2 separate regions of the Mus musculus genome follow, and region 1 is linked to region 2. A link is a contact called in ENCODE Hi-C or POLR2A ChIA-PET data. All regions are on one chromosome and are shown on one strand. Each heading gives the region's core, a stretch centred on a gene start or an enhancer-like site at or near the end of the contact. The rest is flanking DNA. Distances are from core to core; before and after follow the strand shown.

Region 1 (5,859 bases), core at 2,775-5,274, 83 kb after region 2:
TGTGTGTATACACACAGTAACGTTTTTTAAAATATATAATTTATTTTTAGTTTATGTTCATTAGTGTTTTGCCTGCATGTATGTCTGTGTGAGGGTGTCAGAAGCCCTGGAACTGGAGTTAGAGATATGTGAGCTGACGTGGGTGCTGGGAATTAAACTTGAGTCCTCTGGAAAGAGCATCCAGTGCTCTTAAGTAGTGAGACATGTCTTCATCCCCTACAGTAAGTCAGAGAGAGGGGGGTGGGGGGGAGAGAGAGAGCACTTCTTTAGTCTGGCTGAGCCACAGAACCCCGTAAGCTAGGATCCCCTATGGCTAATAATGTACACCAGCAAGCACAGAAGCACACAGCAAGACCCCCTCAGGGTCTCTAAGAATACTGTCCTACCTCAAGGATTACAATGGGCATTCTCCCCACTAAGGAAGGAGGTCAGGAAGGTACCCAGAAAGTTCAGTATGTAGGAGGGCATGGGGCTGTGAGTATCTCACGTGCCTCTAATTTTTTTTTTTTTTTTGAGACCTCAAAGGCACAGCTGATCCTGGATCTGAAAGGGACACAAAAGTCAGGAGCAAACAGCTGAGTCCCACGACACCTGGGCACAGGGACAGACGCCAACTGCCCCTCTGCTCCAAATAACAGACCACCAAAGGCTCACACCGCCAGCCCACCCAACCTGTACCTCTGCCCCATCCTGAGGAGAGGGGAGCAGCTGAGAAGAGAGCCAGTCTGGAGGTTTTCAGGTGCCCCTGCCAATATGGAGACTAGCTCTACCACACGGCCTCAGCCTCCACAAGTGCCCTACCCTCACGCCAGCCTCTGAGCCTTCCTTTTTTTTGTTTTTTGTTTTTTTTTTTTTTTTCCGTCTGTGATGTGGCGACAAGCCCCACCTCTGGAAGAGGTGAAGAACCAGTTTAAACAGAATGTTCAAGCTGGGTGGTGATGGCACACGCCTTTAATCCCAGCACTTGGGAAGCAGAGGCAGGCAGATTTCTGCGTTCGAGGCCAGCCTGGTCTACAAAGGCAAGACACTTGCCACCAAGCCTTAACGACTTGAGTTTGGTTCCCTGGGATCCAAACGGTAGATGGAAAGAATTGACTCCCATAGATTGTACTCTGATCCTCACAAGATTGTACACACACACACACACACACACACGTAATTTTAACATTGAAGGAAAGCATTCCACACAGAGCCTGAATCGGTACACGTCTCCTCTTTTCCCAGAGGCCTTGATTTGCCCACCTGGACCACGAGAGCCCTTAAAGCCCAGATGGTTTTCTGCTCATCTCTTCCTCTCCTCCCTCTACTCCAAAAGGAAGCCTAGACTCTTGCCAAGGACTTATCTCAGGCTTTGGAGAGAGAGGGCTGCTTGAACCCTGACTAAATCCTGCTGAAAGTGGAGACTGGCCTGCCAGACTCAGCACTCCCCACACACCTGTCCGGAATGACTGCCTCATTATAAAGCCTGGCTGCAGGCACTAGCTACCCACCCCTTGCCCCAAACAGCCTGCTGCAGCCTCCTCAGCCTGGAAATCTCTATCATTTGCCGATATACATCTCACAAGGCACGCTGAGTGGAAGGGGCTGGCATCTGAAGCCACAGGCAGGTGGCCAGAGCCACCCAGTCACAAAACGCAGACGGGGAAAGGGCCTCCCCAGGTGCGGCTGGCCTTCAGGTGAGCAAACTGGATGCTGCAACCCCTTCTCCCAGGCCCCACCTTTAAGAGCTCTGCAGACCGAAGCATCCCACAGGCATGCAGGCGAACTCTGGCCTTTCCACTTGGACTCTCAGCTCACTGGTCCTGGGACAAGCAGAGAAGATGGCTGACAGGAAAAAGCTAAAAAGAAATGTCGACAGAAAAGGAAGAAGCCTCCAGGTCAGTCGCTTTTTTCTAGAACCTTCCTGTCACTCATGCCAAGAAGAGGGTCAGCTGGTCAGGGCCAGTCATCACCAGATCCCACTCCCTATCCTTCTGGTAACAAGTGACCCACTGCAAACACACACTGGAGCGCAGACACAGGGTCTCATGTAGCTTGGGCTGACCTCAAACTCGCTATATAACTAAGGATAACCTTGAATTTGCCTCTGACTCTTGATTTCTGGGATTACAGGCATGAACCACCAAATTCTATGCAGTGCTAGGGATTGAACCCAGGGTTTCATACATGCCAGGCAAACACTCTACCAACTGAGCTACAGCTCTAACCCCAAACTTCTGCATTATATATATATATATATATATAAACATATATATATATATATATATAAATTTTTATTTTTATGTATGTAAGTACACTGTAGCTGTTTTCAGACACACCAGAAGAGGGTATCAGATCCCATTACAGATGGTTGTGAGCCACCATGTGGTTTCTGGGAATTAAACTCAGGACTTCTAGAAGAGCAGCCAGTACTCAGTACTGCTGAGTCATCTCTCCAGCCCCTCCATTTTGATCCTTACACACAAAGGCTCACCCATTTCCTGTTTCTTGAATTAGACATGATGGTCTCCCTTGTGACTCAGGATTCTGAGGCAAACATTAAGCTTCTGGAACAGGTGGAACTAACACCCGCAAAGGCCCCTTAGTTCTTCCCCAAGAAAGTGGAGCAGAGGGGCTGGTGAGATGGCTCAGTGGGTAAGAGCACCTGACTGCTCTTCCAAAGGTCCGAAGTTCAAGTCCCAGCAACCACATGGTGGCTCACAACCATCTGTAATGAGATCTGATGCCCTCTTCTGGTGCATCTGAAGACAGCTACAGTGTACTTACATATAATAAATAAATAAATAAATCTTATAAAAAAAAAAAAAAGAAAGAAAGAAAGAAAGAAAGTGGAGCAGAAAGGAAACAAAATCCCACACATTTAATCACCAGCCAGTGGCGTCTATGGCACTCAACTGTAGTCATGCTATTGTTGGGACTTTATGGTTAGGTTGAACCTGAGCTGCCCAATAACGGGGGCCACTTGCCACATGTAACCGACTGAATTAGAGAGCCTGAATTAGGCCATAGTGACCCAAATGCTAGCATGAACCATACCTCAGCTTGGTAGGGAAGATTATCTTATGTGTGATGTGATGTGTGTTCCTTTGAGGGATAGCTCAGGACTTGGGTTTCCCAGGGTCCCCTTCTCCTCCTTCCCCATCCCATAGCCCACAGTGACAAGGAGGAGAAAGGATCAGCATCTGCTGGGGGAGGGGGAATTCTAGGATGGCAACTGAGGACCTCTGAGGACCTCAGGGTCAGTGTGTCTCTGCTAGCCATCAGACGGTTTGGGGAGATGAGGGAGCATGGCAGATGGTGGCTTCGAAGTCCTAAGGCCTATTTCATACAGCCTGTGAGTTCAGAGACATGTGACAGGGGACCCTCTCTGTCCATGCCATCGTGGCTGTTGCTGTTATTTTCTTTCCAGTGCCCAGAACTGTGCCTGGATGGCATAGGGCTTGACAAGAGGATTTTGAGTTTATGAGTCCAGTGACTGTGATACTCACAGAATCACCTCATGGTGTGTGATTAGCCTCACTCTGCAGAGGTGAAAACTGGTCGAAAGGCATTCAGGAAACCGAGGGCTGGAGTTCAGCTTGGTAGAGCACTCATCTAGTGTGCTGCACAAGTCCCTAGATTCAATCCTCTGCACGGCACAACTGAGAGGGACGGCACACACTGCAATCCCAGCACTTGGGAGATAGGAGTGGAAAGGTCAGGTGTTCAAGGTCAGCCTTAGCTACCTGGGGAATTTGTGGCCAGCATTGGCTGCAGGTGACCCTGGCTTAATAAAACTTTTAAAGCTTTCTTGTGTCCCCAGCTGAGCGGCACCAGCCAAGGCCCCGGCGCACAACTGGCAGGGTGCAGGATGCAGCTCTTGAAGTCCATATCCTAAGGCAATGTCCTTCTCTAGTCCCAAGAACTTGAGTAAGGCTCTTGGGTCCCACAAGCTGAAAGAGAGATCCCAGCAAGAGGTTCGCACTCTGTGAAGCCAACCTCTTCCCTCCTTGTCCTTCCCTGACTCTAAAGAGGCAAAGCCCAGGAGGACAAGGGGTGACTCAGACACTTCCTGTTTTCTTGGCCACAGTAACATCGAGATGGAAACCGCTTAGGCTGGGGTTCATGGCCTAAGAGAGGGGGCTTGGAGAGAAGGTCAGAGTTGCAGAGCCAGCCTGCTCTGGGACAAGGTTGGAGCCAGCTGGGTGAAGCGGCACAGTGTGGTTTCCTGGCCTGGGTGACTGAAGACAAGCGTGGTTTGACGGGTGGCTAGATCAGCAAAGGAGAGAGGGCTTGGGCCAGCTTTTCTTGAAGTGTAAGGGGTTTGTTTTGAGTCCTTGGGGATTGAAGGAGGGCCCAAGGTTCTGCCTTTATTCTTTGGTACAGGCAAATCAGACAGGCTGGGAGGTGACAGGGAGGGGGTGGGGCCCTGCAAACCAAATCCTGGGTGACCAAGAGCTGGGATACATTATGACTGCCCTTCCATGTGACTTCAGAAAGCCCACATCAGCTCTATCGCAGAGTGAAGCTCCCAAAGAGAGAAGGTTTATTTTGGCTCGTGGGTGTAGGGGTTTCTGTCCACAGCCAGCAGCCTCATTGTTTGAGGCCTCTGTTGAGGACAACACACCCATCCGCTCTTCTCAGGACCCAGGAAGCAAAAGAGAGAGAGAGAGAGAGAGAGAGAGAGAGAGAGAGGAAGAGGAAGAGGAAGAGGAAGAGGAAGAGGAAGAGGAAGAGGAAGAAAGGACTGGAAAGATGGCTCAGTGGTTAAGAGCACTGGCTGCTCTTCCAGAGGTCCTGAGTTCAATTCCCAGCACCCACATGGCAGCTCACAACTGTCTGTAATTTCAGTTCCAGTGGATCTAACACCCTCACACAGACATATATCAGGCAAAACACTGATGCAAATTAAAAAAAAAAAATTAACAAAGAAAGAAAGAAAGAAAGAAAGAAAGAAAGAAAGAAAGAAAGAGAGAGGCTGGCAATGAAGCTCAGTTGGTAGAGCACTTGCCTATCATGCACAGTGCCTTGGCTCCAATCCCGTGCATCCTGTAACTAGGCATGGTGGTACACACCAGGTATCACTTGGGAAGCAGAGGCAGGAGTATCAGAAGTTCAAAGCCATTCTCACCTACATAGCAAATTCAAGGCCAGCATGGACTGCAAGAGACCTTTTCTAAAAAAAAAAAAAAAAAAAAAAAAAAAAAAAAAAAAAAAAAAAGAATCCTGGGAGCTAGAGAGCACTTGAGGCCCTACCCTGAGGATCAGAGTTCAGATCTTAGCATCCTGTCTGCTCTCTCTCTCTCTCTCTCTCTCTCTCTCTCTCTCACACACACACACACATGCATGGAGTAAATAAATCTAAAAGAAGAACGCATAGATCTCTGATGAAGGATAACTTGGCAGCATCTATGAAAACCACAGATTCCAGGGACTGGAGAGATGGCTCAGTCATTAAAAACACTTCTGTCTTTCCAAAAGACTCAAGTTCAACACTCACATTGGCATGCTATCCATAGCCTCTATTCTAACTCCAGGGGATCCAATGCCCTCTTCTGGTCTTCATGGTCACCCACATGCACACATCATATGCACACACACAACTAAAAATAAAACTCATTTCCATTGTTAGTAAGTGTGTACAGACTGGTATGGAATTGCACATGCAGAACTATTTTTTTAATTAATTAATTTATTTATTTAATGTATATGAGTACACTGTAGCTGTAAAGATCGTTGTGAGCATTCATGTGGTTGTTGGGATTGAATTTTTAGGACCTTTGCTCGCTCCGGTCAACTCTGTTCACTTAGTTCCTGCTTGCTCCGGCCCAAAGATTTATTTATTTATAAGGACACTGTAGCTTTCTTCAGATGCACCAG
Region 2 (5,445 bases), core at 888-3,387:
ATCCCGTTTCACAGAGCTGCAATCTTTAAATCCCAGAGGCTGCATATGGAAACCCGAACGTGTCCCTTTCTCACTTCGCCGGCGCCACAAAATAAAGTTACCATCTGAAACTGCAGACATCTAGCCCTCAACTTTCCTCAATCCCCTGCAGGCTCCCAGTACCGGGGGAGGGGGGCGGTCGGGAGGGGGGGAGCATCCCTAGTGTATCCAACAAAGAGATTGGGAAAGGGAAAGGGAACAGGACGGTAGAGTCGGAGGTCGAGGCGACCCTGCGCACGCTCACCTGGCCCGCAGAGCCGGCTGAAGTGGTAGGGGTTGCAACACACCGTGGGCCCGTCGGCGGCGGCGGTAAAGCTGTGGCAGCCGCACAGGGGTTTCAGCTCCACTGCGTGCTGCAGGTCTGGCCAGCGGAAGAGGCGGCCGAGCAGCAGCTGCGGTGGCGCGGGCTGGCCGCCCAAGCGGAGGTCGGCGCGCGGCACCAGCACGCAGCCGCCCGGTACGCCGCCTCGGGACTCCACAGCCTCCAACAGCGTGTCCAGCGAACGCTCCTTGAGCCTCTTGAGCAGCGAGTACGTGACCGTCTTGAGCTCCTGCTCCAGAAGCAGCAGTCGCGAGCGGGCTTCGCGACTCCGAGGCCCGCCGCCCTCCTCCGGCTCCGGGGACTGTCTGGCTTGGGGATCGCCAGAGTCCCGGGGCGCGCCTGCTGCGTCCCGTTCGGAGAAGAGACAGCAGGTCACCGTCTCGCAGTCACTCTCAGGCAGCCAGCCTGGGCCTCCAGGCTCCGCCACATCCAGCGGGGAGCCCCCAGCCCCGGCCCCCGACTCCGACACGGGCCTCGGGAGGCCCCCTGTGCGCCGGCGCCTGCCCGCGATCGCGGCGCCTCGCGGTCCCACCGCGTCCCGGGGCCGCCGCGGGGCTACCGAGCGGACTTCGGAGCGGCTGCAGCCTCCGCCCTCTCGTGCCCGCGGGGCAGGCTCAGCTCGGCTGCCCAGGCTCCCATCCTCGTCGACACCACCGCCGCCGCCGCTGCCTTCCTCCCGATCAGGGACCACACGACTTCGCCAAAGTCGCCGCACCAGCCCCGAACGTTTAGACCTGAACATACGATACCCTTTGGCGCCTGGGGTGGTGGGAGGGGAGGCGGTCTCCGGTTACCGGGGGTCCGTTCCCTCAACGAGGCGCCGGCTGAGCGGGCCGCAGCCCCACATGAAGCTCTGCCGCGGGGCGCCGTGCAGACCGCGCACAGCCTGTCGTCGAAGGGGCACCGCAGGGCTGCAACATGAGGGAGCTCGCGCCGGGCCAAGCCGGGCCGGGCCGGGCCGGGAACACGCGCGTGTTGAGCCTCAGTCCGCGAGGGACCAGCGGGCTACATGGATCACGATGGGCCGGGACCGCTCAACTCCAGCTGCTTTGGAGCCTTAGGGAAGCCACCAGCGAAACGATGCTAGAGACACCCTGCATGGGCCGGCGAGCCTTCAAAAGTTGCGCGGCTGGTACACGAGCACAAAGCGCTTGCGTCGTGCCCCCAAATGTGTCTGCACAACTCTGCCTTCAAAAGCCAAGCTATGCTACATGGGCTTTCCCTGCAGGATCCGAAACTAAGGCTTGTGGATAACTCCCATATCCCTGCAACAAAATAAAAATAGAAATAAAAGCAAAGCAAGAAAAAGGTCCCAAACAAAACTCAAAATGCTTGGATTTTGCACGCACGAAAAGCAATTCCGTCTCAGGTCCCGGGCGCTCGGTGCACTTGGGGCAAGTCTCTCCTGAACGCGGGTGTCAACACATGAGTGGAAGCCGGAAAAAAAAAATCCCAAAGAGCTGCTAGGAATCCTTAATTAAAAATGCAATCCACCGAAGCAGAGGTCGCAGCCCGCCCCACGCTGCGCTGGGTCGCTTCGGGCGCCGCGGCTGCCGAGGTCGCCCCCCCCCCCCTTCACCAAAGTGCCTCCTGGTGGCCCCGCGGTCCCAGCGAGGTTTGGCGAGGCAGCGCCCGGCGGCTCTTTCTCTGGACTCAGCTCCCTCGCTCGTTCCCCCTCTCGGCGCTCTCTCTCTTTTTTGTTCTCCTCAAACGCACACTGAGGGCCCCCGGAGGAGCGCCGCGGAGTCATTGGCTGCCTCCCATCATATGCCAGTCTAGACACTTTGGCGGCTCCGCGGCGCTGATTGTTGCGCAAACAAGGTTTCAAGTTTCTTAACTCTTAAAGGAGAACACGTCCCATTGCTGAGCCCGAGGCTCCGAGGGGGCTGGTTCCCGGGGCGGGCCGAACGCGGGCCCCCGCCCCTCGCCCGCCCCAGCACCCCCGCCCCGAGGCTGACAGTGCCCGCGACTCACTCTCAAGCTCACGTCGTGCCTTGGGCACGGATACCAGCCGTCCCGCACACGCGCTAACAAACACTCACACCCTGATGCCCAGCTCTGCTGGGTGAACCCACCGCGACCCGGACTCCGAGGCGGCCCTTTGCCTCTCTCTGGCTTGTGCCCAAACTTGCAAACGCGCATAGCACTTTAGAGTCAGTCCAAACCCCCAGCCTCAGCGCGGGCTAATAAAAATGGGCGTGTGTGTGCGCCTTCCTGCCCTCCGTCTCTGGGGAGTTGGGGGGCGGCGGCGAAGTTGGGATAGCGGGTTTCTTCCGTGTCCTATGAAGGCTCCACGCACCCCCTGCCCAAAATTAGGGGTCTCTCCGCCTAGGCTACACTGGGGGGCGGGTGATCGAGGGAGCTCCAGGATAGCCCGAGGTGGGGACTTGGACAGGGTGGGGTAGAGGCAGGAGTGCTCTTGGATGGCTCCTCCTGGTCGCCCCGGCTCTCCCTCCTGGCGTCCTAGGCTCCTCTCAAGGCCAGGCGCTTTCTTCTCCCTTCGAGGATTTACCTTATGCCCCTTCGAGAGTGATAGAGGGGCGTGCTTTCCCCAGTTATGTTTCACTATAAAAACGGGGGCAAGTTGGGGACAGACTTGGGGACCCGGCATGGGAAGGGTTAAGGCCGCTCCTGCCCTGGAGCCGGCGCGGCGGGGTACCTCCTCGGGCGTGCTTGCTAGTCCGAGGGTGGCAAAAGTTCAAGCTTGTAAAGTCAGGATTGGCCCCGCGCGGAGGGGAAAAAAGGCCTGGTTCCCCCTCCCCCTCCCGGGCGTGGCGCCGATTGGCCCAGCCGCAGGGCCGGCCCCGCCCTCCCCTGGCGCGCCGCGGCCCCACCCCCGGCGCAGCACCACGCCCCTTTCCGGGCAGGAGCGGGGCCCCGAGCTCAATGAAAGAAATTCCGCTACTCTCATTGGCCTGGGGCTTGACGCCGCACCCCGCGGGAGGCGGAGTGGGGAGGATGGGGCGCGGACTTGTGATCCCCTTTAGGATACCTGTGCTCTGGACTGCTGTAGCGAAGGTGGTGTGCAAGTCCAGGAACGGGTCTGGAAGTGCGCTGGGGGAAGGGTCGTGTGTGTAGGAAAGATACAGACTACTTCCCTGAGTCTTACCTGGAGCCAGGTACTCCAGTGCTGCAGGGCCGATTGTCACACCCACCCTTCACTATTTTGGCCAAGGTGAATATGAGTAGCTGTCCTGGCCTTGGTTTCTCAAGATTCTAGGAAATCCTTACTAATAAGTGCATACATCAAAAGTGGGCAAGAAGCGCCCACACAAACTTGTCTTTTAGCTTCCGTTCATCCCTGAAGAAGTTGATGATCCTAAAACGCAAAGAGAGCCTACAGGATTGTGCACACCCATGAGTACAGCACTTGGGAGGTAGAGGAAAGAGAATCAGGAGTTCAGTGCTCTCCTGGGCTACACAGAGACCTGGAAGCCAGCCTGGGCCTGCGTAAGACCCTGTCTCCGAAAGTCTCCCAAAATAAAATAATAAATACAAAGAGAAGCCAATTATGTTCTCTCTTACGAAGATTTTGTTGCCTTGCCTCTGGGTTACAATAAGAGCAGATGCTTTGAGCTCTTTACCATGGTAGCAGAAGTTTCAAGCCTAAACAGCTAATGGGTTTTATTTTCTCTGTGTACAGATGAGAAACTGAGGCACAGAAACTTGCTCATTTAATTTGAAACCTATTGAGAGCACTAAGACACCAAAACCAGAGAGCTCCAAGTTCTCACCCCCACTCCCCAACAGCAGGGAGAGGCATGTAACTATGTGATGTCACAACATCGCTTTTAGGTGTGTGGTTTCCCAAATAAGGTGCATGGTACTGCCTCTATTAGACCTGCTGGATGGACATTTCATACGGAGGCCACAACTCCCCACTACAAGACTCTGGAGATGAGGGTAGCTGGCAACCACCATTATATAGAGTGCCAAGGCCTTGGACACAATAGCCTGCACAAGTTTGTCATCCCTGATCGGGTGGGACTTGAACCCAGCTAGAAAGAAGTATGAGTGTCAAAGACACCAAGACTCCTGAAAGAGTTCCCTGCCTGTAGACAATCTGCAAGGCCTCCCTCACAGTAGGGGAGGATCCTTACAGAAGTCTCCCCACATCCCTACTCCTGGTGAGGAGTATGAGTTGAGACTTTCTGTCCCTCCTGCTCCTTACTCTGAGCACAAGCATCTCTCCCTGAGGTATACCAGGCTAGGAGAGACTAAAACAGGACCTTAAGAAGCCTGCTACCTTAAGCTAGGCGCTGGAGAGATGGGATATCACTAAAGTGTTCACCATGACAACCTGAATTGGATGCCCAGTGGTCCCTGGGGGGGGGGGGGAGGCCCAGCAGTGCTGGCTGGCAAACCCAGAATTGAGATATGGGAGGTTGTGGGGGAGGGGCAAACAGAGGCAGATTCCTGGAGCTCTCTCATTCCTAAATAAATAAGGAAGGTGGAGAGTAGTCAAGCAGACAATGTCAACCTCTGGCCTCAGGCATATATATACATTCACAACACATATACCACAAACACACATGAAACGAACAATTAAATAAAGGAATAAATAAGAGGGCTGCTAACTTAAGCAAAATTTAGCCTCTTGGCCCATGTTCACTAGGAGATAGATATAGGGTGGGGTAATGTAGCCTAGAAAGGATGCCCCCTGCACTACAACCAGAGTCTGGTAAGCCTGAGTCTAGGACTGATGCTACTATGGTACTTCTCCAACTGGGTAAGTGTGGGTTATCCTCTGTAAAATGGGAATAGCAATCATCATGCCAGCTAGGGACAGCTGCCAAAGCTGAGGGCTGCTCCTCCTCAGGCCCATCCAGCTCAGGACTTGACACACCTTATAACCACTAGAGGGTGTGTGCAGTGGTGGCCAGCTGCACAGACCTGCAGAGTGGCAGCTCTGACCTCCACCCTACTAAACTGCCAGGCTGGGAGTCCCTGGGATATAAGGAAGAGAGGGCAAAGGAGGAAGGCTGGACTCCCATCGTCAAGGTTCTGCAACTATCGTCAAGGTTCTGCAGTTGCAGGAAGTCACCCAGGAAGAAGTAGCTGACCCCTTAGCTTCACACCTGTCC

Evidence for each region. A loop is a pair of places that touch in the nucleus more often than their neighbours do. ChIA-PET counts read pairs that join two places held with the same protein, here RNA polymerase II (POLR2A).
Region 1: POLR2A ChIA-PET joins it to region 2 with 10 read pairs in embryonic stem cell. The contact joins the enhancer-like site here to the promoter of Smad6 in region 2. A Hi-C loop is called at or near these places in 3 of 37 maps with a recorded cell type or tissue (all mouse trophoblast stem cell). POLR2A ChIA-PET finds 5 or more read pairs at or near these places in 2 of 5 experiments (Patski and embryonic stem cell).

What each region holds. Positions count from the first base shown.
Region 1 is chr9:64,101,392-64,107,250 of GRCm38, forward strand. No RefSeq gene overlaps it. Among named protein-coding and RNA genes, the nearest start is that of Gm39360, 3.8 kb to the left of the region's middle. Within about 2 kb of position 4,025, at least 1 of the 3 ENCODE cell types and tissues checked has a DNase peak (open chromatin) inside an H3K27ac peak, as active enhancers do.
Region 2 is chr9:64,019,922-64,025,366 of GRCm38, forward strand. Smad6 (SMAD family member 6) reads right to left here and starts at 2,138. Exons shown (of 4, transcript NM_008542.3): 1 at 284-2,138. The coding sequence starts at 1,103.